Regions from separate parts of the Homo sapiens genome. Here region 1 is linked to region 2. Evidence: chromatin loops called from intact Hi-C (ENCODE). Cell type or tissue: heart left ventricle. All regions are shown on one strand. Each heading gives the region's core, and the rest is flanking DNA. Links, peaks and the distances in the headings are about the cores only. Region 1 overlaps BOC (BOC cell adhesion associated, oncogene regulated). Region 2 holds the start of LOC124909486.

Region 1 (4,393 bases), core at 251-4,250, 65 kb before region 2:
ACTAAAGAAAGCCTGGCCCAGCAGCCCAGCCTGAGACCCTAGGAGGGAGGAGGCCCCCCAAGGCAGCCCAGCCACTCCCTCCTGGGTGTCCCATACCTGCCGCCCACACCCAAGAATGCGCTACCTGCTGAAGCTCGCCTGGGCAGTGCTGCTGGGGCTTCATGCCCGGGTAGCCCACTGCAGCCGAGGGGCAGCCCCTATTCATGTGGATCCCATTAGCACAGGCCCGTCCACTGATGCCACTGAGGTAGGGCTGTCCACTGGCCTGGTGGCCTGGGAGTCCTCCCAATGGCACCATAGTATACGGGCAGGAGGGTGGAAGGGCACTTCGAGGAAAACCCAGGTCTGTTGTATGTTCTGGAAGGACAGAAAAATAAAGGTGTGCTTAGGCCAAGGTAGCCCGGGATGGGTTGGAAAAGCCCCACAAGGATCTCAGGAGGCTCCTGGCCACAGAGGGTTGAAGGACGTAGGCAGGGAGTTGACAGTGCCCAAGCGATGGAGAACATTTTCTCCTAGAGTCTCCTTTGTGTCGCCCATTTCTACCTGACACCTAGACTCTTCTGCAGGGAGAAGGGTGGGGAGATACAGGGTCCAGGGCTTGGGGGCAGGAGGCGGTGAGTGAAAAGAAGAACAATATTTAGAGGAGGTAAGCTGACCAGATGTTTTGCCATCTGAAGCAGAAATTAGTGACTAAAAGTCAGATTCCAGGATAGAGGGGAAAGCTGAAGGCAGCTCCGCACCCAGGGAAGAGGCAGGATGGACTGTAAGTAGGAATGTGAGGTCAGAGGAGCAGCTTCGGACACTTCAGAAGATGGCACAACATAGGTCCCGAGCTCCAAAGGTGCAGAGAAGACAGCCCAACTTTCCCTCCTTCCTCCTCCCCAAGCCGAGGTCTGTGAGCTGGGGGAGGGGCCCAGTCGTTGGGTGTTCTCTGACCTCCGAGACCTTTGGGGGACTTGGGCTTGAGCTTTCCATGGACACAGACCTAGGCAGAGGCCTCCTTAGTGGAGCCCCCATTTCCCACCCAGGATCCTCCCACTGAAAGCGTCACTCACTCACTTTGCTTAGACCAGGCCCTCCACAAGCAGAAGGGGATGAAGGTGACGATGATGAGAACGATGGAGCCCAGGACGACCCCGACAATCAGATAGGGCAGGTCGCTGGAGCGAGCCACCATGGCCCCAGTGCCCACCGGCCGCTCTATGGTTTCAGGAAGGGGCGGCTGTGGTGGGGCCAGAGTTGGGGGTGGCAGTCGACCAGGCTGGCCAGAAGACTTCCGAGCTGTAATTGTGGACAAAACTCACTTCAGCATATGTTTCTTTGATATTTCCTTCACAACAAATAGAAAAAAAAATACCCCCATTCCATGGGTTTGGGAAATGGGGTCAGACTCACTAGATTGGGCCTCAAAATCTCTTATTTGAATGGTGTCCACACTCAGCATGAAATTGGAATCTAATGTGAAATCTGGTGTTGTGGCGGAGACCTGAGCCTTATATTTCAAAGCAGAGCGAGATGTCTGTGAGCCATGCACTAGAGTTGGACTGGGTCCTTCCGGCAGAAGCGGTGTAGTGCTTTTGGGAAGAACTGGTGAACTTTTGGAAGAAAATATTTAAAATGCAGGAGCCAGAAAAAGAATTGGGAATGGAAGAATTTACCGACACCCAAGAGCGTGCTACCTGCTGGTGGACTGAGACGTGAAGCACTAGGTATTAGCATGGATCACAGCAGGGGGACAGGTGTTCCCGGACTCACGAGGACACACAGTACATGTGAGATGCCAATTCAGAGGTGGAGTCAAGGCCATCAGCTCCTCACTTTAGCTTTGCTGTTAGGAGGTGCATCTGACCCTGCTGGCCCTCGTGGCCATCTTCTCCCCCGGCTTTCGGACTCTGTCCCCTAATGTCCCCCACCTCTCTGCTGCTCTGTATGCCTCTCCTTTCCTCTCTGTGCCGTCTGCCTCCACAGACACTGGGAGGCCTTCCTGGTTCCTCCCGTCTGTACTCTCTGTATATTCTCACCTAGTCCCGTGACTTCTACCTATATCCTAAAGAGCCGCAAACCAATCTCCCCACCCGGACCCCCTGCACGGGGCAGGAGCTCTGCTCCTTATCAAGACACTTCATTTCAATGTCTCCAAAGAGTCAAAGACTCAGTAAGCCTCCAAGTGGTTTTACCTTGTTCCTTTCTCATGAAATCTGTCTTCTTGCCGTTGCCATTTCAATAAGTGGCAACATCACCTGTGCAGTACTTCCAGCTGGAAACCTTGAAGTTTATTTTTAACTTCTTTCACTCTCTCCCAGCCCTAGCATGCAAGCTGACCCTGGTCCCGCCCACACCTCCTTAGAAAAGAGACTCAAACCCATCCCTTCTCTTTACCTTTACTTTAGAGCCCCAGTTCTCAACCCTCAGCCCATTCCCTGCACAGTCACCAGTGACCCATCTCAGCAGACAAATCCACTGACAGCCCTCCTCCACCTCACAGCCTCCAGTGGCTCCAGCTCTCCCTGGCTGCACCGGCTCATCTCACACCATCCTCAGTGGCCTCTTTCCTAGGCATTCACTCCCATAACCTCCTTCCCGGTGCCTGACACCCCAACCATCTGGAGCTATGTCCAGCCTTGTCCTCCAGGCCACTCCCTCCTCATCCTAGCCTAAGACTCGGTCCTTCCAGAAGACCAGTGTGAAGGCTTTATGAAGTCTCTTCCTCCCTCTGGGCACTCCCTGCACCAGGTGATCCAGGATTCTGGGCTGTGCATGTATCTGCCCTCCCTCTGGTGTGCATGATGGAAGAGGGCAGGGAGAGACACAGAGGCACTCAGGGAGGATCTGCTGAACAACTGAAAGCCAGTGAAGCAGGAGAGAGAATGCCATTGCCTTGATGAGAGAAAAATGTGTTGTTCTGTCTCTATTCCTATTCCTTTGTGATCTTCTCCTGATTATGTTCTTTGCAATACAACTGCTTTATCTCACTTTCAGTATCTGCAAAACGGAGATAATGCTATCTCCCCATCTGACCAATGTGCAAATATTAACAAGTTATTATGTGACTATGTTTAACATGTTTTAAGTGCAACAGAAAGGGGCTGGTCTTGTAGTTAAGACAATCCTGGCCCAAAGCATGCTCTACCCCTAACCGGCTGCATGGCCTTGGCTGCAGTATACAGCTTCCTCATGCCCACTTCCTTTCCCATCTCATGGGATTGTAGTTCAGTTAAATAAACCAACCCATGTAAGCACCAAATATCATTGCAGGAATAAAGTATTTATAGGAAGTTCCCAACTTAAGAATGAGGTCTATCCCCTGATTTCATGGATGAGTTAATTATCAAGTTCCTTGAAGGTGTCATCATGGTCTATTTAGTATTAGGCACAGACAAATGAGTAGAGAGTGAAACATGACCAAGTCTGAGGGTATTTGGAAAACAAAGAGTCTTCCTGGGAAAGAGGCCCAGCACCGCACAGGCACAGGGAATGGTGACTCTGCCTTCCCTCGCTGGAAACACCAAGACAGGAGAGAGAACCCAAAGAGCTTCACCTTTGGTCTCACAGATCATCACGTTGCTGAACTCGCTCTCCCCTCCTTCATTGAAGCACTGCATCTTAATGTCGTAGGAGGTCTCTGGCTGCAGGTGGCTGATGGAGTGCCAGTACTTGTCCCCTGGGAAACAGAGTCAGAGAATGGTGCATGGCAATGTGTATATGGTTTTCTTGATCCCAATCTCATAGTCAGACTCAGCTGGGGCAGTGTGTGGGGGAGGATGCCACTGACTGGCACAGGGGCGGCGTGTGGAGGAACGCTGGAGGAAATGTTCTAGGTGTCCACCCAGGTTGTCCCATCATCACATGGGTTCATGAAGTTGACAGCTTCAAGGGTATTATGAATGAGTCAATGACACGGAGCTTAGAGCTTCGTGTCACACCAGATGCAGGTTTATGCTTCACCAGATTTCACCAATACCTTGTCCCCCATGCCAGCGGAGGAAACTATATCACGCAGAAGCTATAAACACAGAACTGTGTCTCACCTTCCACCATATCCTTCTTGTAGTCACTATCATTGTCACTGTCTGTGGGTCGATAATAGATATAAAAGCCATGGATTGGGGTGTTGTTGTTACTTGCTGGGATGTACTATAGGGAATGGAGAAGAAACAAGTTGACAATGGGCAGAGAAAACATCATCAAAGCAAAACCACTGGTGTATGAAGGTTCTACCCCAGTCCAGAGTTTGAATTTCACTTGGGACCCCTGGCAAAGATTTCTAATGATATCCCTGAGGTTCTCTGAAAAATGTTGTAAAGATTACTCATTATTTTATTTAGCCTAGAGGTCCCTAAGCTTTTGAAGAGAAGAAACAAATTGCCATTTCTCCAAAGACTTCAATTGCTTC
Region 2 (4,393 bases), core at 268-4,267:
AGGCCTGGCACACAGTAGGTGCTCATTAAATGGCAGTTACATTCTCTCCATCGCTGGAAGGGCAGTGGAGGCAGGTAGCTCTGCCTCTTTGGCACTGACAAACCAACCTCAGTTTGCCCTCCAGGTCCACCGTTAATTCCCTAAGCGATGGGGTGAAAGCCTGCACCGGGAGGTTTGCGTCTCCCATGCCAAGTGAGAATAATAATTCTTCCCTCACACGATGAAGGGTACCTGCTGCTTGTGTGTGCTCCTTCTCTTGGGAGGGAGGCTTGCCACATAAACACAAGGCTTCATTTGTAAAATCTGGAACACACATTAACCCCATCACAATACCACCTTTGGACAACCTGTTCAATTCTTTTCACCCACACTCAAGACCTATATGGTGTGTCAGTGACAAAGGGACTGGTTGCCAATGCAAAACCCACCTATAGAAAGCCACCTTGTTGTTCCTCTTTGGGGAGGAGAGCTGAGCTCCCCCACCCCCCTTCTCCCATTGTTGAAGACCACCCAGTGACACTTGCTGGCAAGCTGCCACAGTCCAGACAGGCAAAGCCAGGCCTAACTTCCCAGCCTCCAGCTCTGCAACAGAAGCCTATAGAATGAAAAGCACCTGACTGTGGGGCCTTCGCAGATGGCAGACCACAAAAACTCTGAAGGCAGGGTTGCAGGTGATTATTTCAGAAGTCTGTACATTGGATGATCCATTAGACTCTTGGCTATAATACAGCAGATTCATATATAACTTGTTCACTACAAAACATCCATTCATAATGACAGAGGTAAACAGCTGTGAATTTCCATGACTTGATGTGGTCTCACTTGCAAAAGAGGGCACTGTGTTGACTGACTGCATTTTTAAGTCTCTCTCACTTGGGCACAGCTATGTAAGAGGGAAGAGCTCCCCTCACACCACTATGAAATGATAGTCACAAGACCGAAAACAGAAAGACAGAGCAGCCTCTGCTTTCACAGAAAAACGAATAAACCCAGAACTCCCCAATTTTCCTCTCCAATTAACTGTGACCCACACCTAATAAACCTGCTAGGATTGTAATATTAGGTGAGCTCAGACTAGTAAAGGCACTTGGCTGGGAGTAATCTGGAAAAATACTGGCAGAGCCAGGGAAGGTGGGGGAGGGCTCTCTTCCGAAGTCCAGTTCCAACGTAGACTTGGTGGCGGGGGCTCCAAGGCCTCCACGGCCAGCCGGTTCCACAGGCTCCGCTTTCCTCACCTGTAGCTCCCATCCTGTGTGCTATCTTCCTCTTAGCAGTCAAGGAAGTTTCTGGGCAACTTGAGAGCCCGGCAACTTTCACGTCCTTAAAATAAATGTCTCCTCACTTGGTACTGTGGGAATGATTTCAGAGCCACAGACGGTAAAACAAATGGCAAATGGAATTGAAAGGTAAAAAGCTGAATTCAGGCATGTATTTCTAGGATTCTCAGCTAAAATCTCATGTAGATGAAAATTTTTACAAAAACACACACTTCTCCTTTTCTCCCCGAAAGCCACTCAATAATTGGTTTTAGGAACTTAAGACCCAGATTTCTGCGTTTTTGCACAGTTAATGCTGATACCAGGTTTTAACTTTCCAAAAAGTATTTTAAAAAAAAACTATGCTGAACATGAAATGTTGTGTCTCAAGCATACTTAGGCCTACCATTCACTGAGGAAAATGAGTTTTAGGGAAGAAAATAATGAACAACACATACAAGGAGAGATAAAAGAACACTTTGGTACTATTGGTCCCATCTCTGCTTTTAAGACTTTGCCTGAGATTGCAACTCCTCTCTCTCTCAAGAAGTCCTCTCCCTCTCCCATCTCCCATCTCTCTTTCTTTTTTTTTTTTGAGATAGGGTCTCACTCTGTCACCCAGGCTGGAGTGCAGTGGCACCATCTCAGCTCACTGCAACTTCAACCTCCTGGGCTCAAGGGATCCTCCTGCCTCAGCCTCCCAGGGAGCTGGGATTACAGGCGCATGCCACCACGCCTGGCTAATTTTTGTTTGTTTGTTTGTTTGTTTGTAGAGACAGAGTTTTGCCATGTTGCCCAGGCTGGCCTGGAACTCCTGGGTTCAAGCAGTCTTCCCACCTTGGCCTCCCAAAGTGTTGCGATTACAGGCATGAGCCACTCTGCCAGGCCAAGAAGTCTTTCTTAACGGACCCATTCCAAGCACTTCAACCCTAGAGTTTGCATGGCAGTGCTCTGCGTTTCCCTTCAGGCCAGTAATAGGATTCTGGATGGCGCATGGGCTCTGGTATTAATTCCTGCCAGCCCACACCTGATGCCAGGCACACAGCAAGCATTGTTGAAAGGATGAAGGCGCCAACCTCCACCTACTTCACCACCTTCATCTTGTCCAATACTGTCCAAACTCACTTTGGAGAAGAATAAACATTCTTTGCTCTACTTTCCACTGCTCAGCTTCGGGTAATTTTTCTTCAACCCTACCCACCCTACCCATATTATGCACTTTCCTTTTGCTAACCAGCAGAACGGGTTGAGACTTTCCTCAACATTTTCTCTGGCAACTGAATTAGGTTAACTGTGTCTTTCTGCTCTGATTTCCTCTTACTGCCCAATAATCCTGTCCCAAACATCAAAGGCCTTCTTTGAAGAGAAGGCCAAATTCACTATTAGGAAAAGAGAAATTATTTCCTAACTTTATTTCAGAAGATGGGAAGAATCACAATCCCGCTGATTTTTGTGAGATAAACATTGCCCAGTACATCAGACCACAAGGCATTTGCTGTGATACCACTGACAGAGACATAAACACATGGCTTTCCTCACCCAAACCTACGCGGGACTTTTTCACAGCAAGCTTGGACTCCAAATCCCATAGTAAACGGTTTGTATCTAACATGTCTGACAGAGCTTGCCACAGAGCAAGGGGGTTCACATAGCCATCACAGGCTTTGACTAAAAGAGCATATGAACCGAGCTAGAACTAACCTGAAGTTTAGTCCAGATTCCACTCAAAGTTGGACTCCCAATACTTGAGGATGAGAAAAACTATCTCTAAGTGGTAACACAAAACATGAACAAATGGCTGACCTAATAGGCCAGAGCTATCAGACTGAAGAGAAAACCTCACCCACTTCTTCTACTTTCGAGCTGCTACCCTCAGACGGTATAAATGTCGACAAGACTTCATGGGTCATGGGTTCCAGGAAGCTTGTTCTGAAACTGAGGAAAAAGAGAATTATCTCATCTTTTGAACAAAATAAACAGTTCTGAAGTATTTGCTTTTTACAAGGTGCATTGATATAAACCATAGTAAGTCCTTATCAATACATTTTATAAATAAGAAAACAGTAGAAAAGCGATTTTTCTAAGACCATAGGCCTCCCGAAATGTCCAGTTTCCTGGCTCCCTGCTGAAATGAACAACGGATTAAGAACAATGATTGTACTTTACAAAACCATTACCTTTATGTTCAGCAGTCCATTTTCATCAATAGTCATCAACTATTTCTTAAGAACACATTATAAACAGGCCTCATATAAAATCAGTCAGGCTTACATGGAAGGGATTTGGGGTGATAATACAGAGGGCAAGGAATGAACTCAGCAAAAACCAAGGGTCAGCTGCTAGATTGGAGAAGGTGGCTCCTACTGAAGTAATACTATCATGAGGTAGGACAGAGCTACACAGCAGAGCTTTAAGAAATTAGGGTTTTAAACCTAGGTTGTTTTAAAGCTGGGTGGTGACTTGATTATAGGACTCATGGAGAATGGGTGGGATGGTCACAGGTTGGCACTGGGGGCCCAGCCACGTGCCAGCAACAATTGTCAAGGGCATCAACAAGTCTGGTGGTGGCAGGAATGAAAAAGATGGTGGAGTAATAAAAGGAAGGGCAGGAAAGAGCAGGCAAACTTGGGGAAGGTGTCTAACTGGGTGGCAGTAGAGATGTAGGAATAGATTAGTTCAGTGGTTTGAGTCAGTGTGAATGGAGTTCACAGGCAGAGCTTAGATTCCAACCCCAGTTTCCTAACCCTCCTAAAGGCAGTGCCATTTGAGATGGATCCTCTAAACCTTCCTTCCTGCATTCCACCTCCTCTTCTCTATCCGTTACCAACCCTGAGGGCTCCAAAGAAGCAAAACCTTCTTTAGGCAAGCTTTTCATAAACACGGGTTTATAGATTAAAAACAAACACCCTCTCCCATCCCACCCCCTAACCCCAAATATTTGAGTCAACCTCATAAATTATGAAAATGTTACATGTTAAGGCTCCATGTGGGAGCACACTTAGGATTTGGGTCTTTCCAACCAACAGCAAAGTAGTTGGCTACATCTGTTCTCTGAGTCTTTAGTCAAAAATGTAGAGACACTTCAGGGCTGTCTGATGACAAAAGTTCATACTCTTATCACAACTATGTCAAAAGTA

What was found. A loop is a pair of places that touch in the nucleus more often than their neighbours do. Peaks named below come from ENCODE experiments on the same cell type or tissue, not always from the same donor. Only the 100,000 strongest peaks of a DNase experiment are listed, where the experiment ranks them.
Region 1: a loop joins it to region 2, with 2.6 times the contacts of the local background. A loop is called at or near these places in 30 of 110 quality-filtered maps.

The regions. Positions count from the first base shown.
Region 1 is chr3:113,280,299-113,284,691 of GRCh38, reverse strand. It overlaps BOC (BOC cell adhesion associated, oncogene regulated), which reads right to left. Exons shown (of 20, transcript NM_001378074.1): 14 at 4,029-4,134; 15 at 3,539-3,661; 16 at 1,060-1,281; 17 at 125-357. Among named protein-coding and RNA genes, the nearest start is that of BOC, 71 kb to the right of the region's middle. In heart left ventricle, for the core only: no CTCF peak of the experiment used is centred there; no DNase peak of the experiment used is centred there.
Region 2 is chr3:113,214,985-113,219,377 of GRCh38, reverse strand. BOC (BOC cell adhesion associated, oncogene regulated) reads right to left here. Exons shown (of 20, transcript NM_001378074.1): 2 at 3,104-3,191. LOC124909486 reads left to right here and starts at 3,748. Exons shown (of 2, transcript XM_047449436.1): 1 at 3,748-3,846. The coding sequence starts at 3,748. In heart left ventricle, for the core only: no CTCF peak of the experiment used is centred there; no DNase peak of the experiment used is centred there; H3K27me3 peaks cover 502 bases.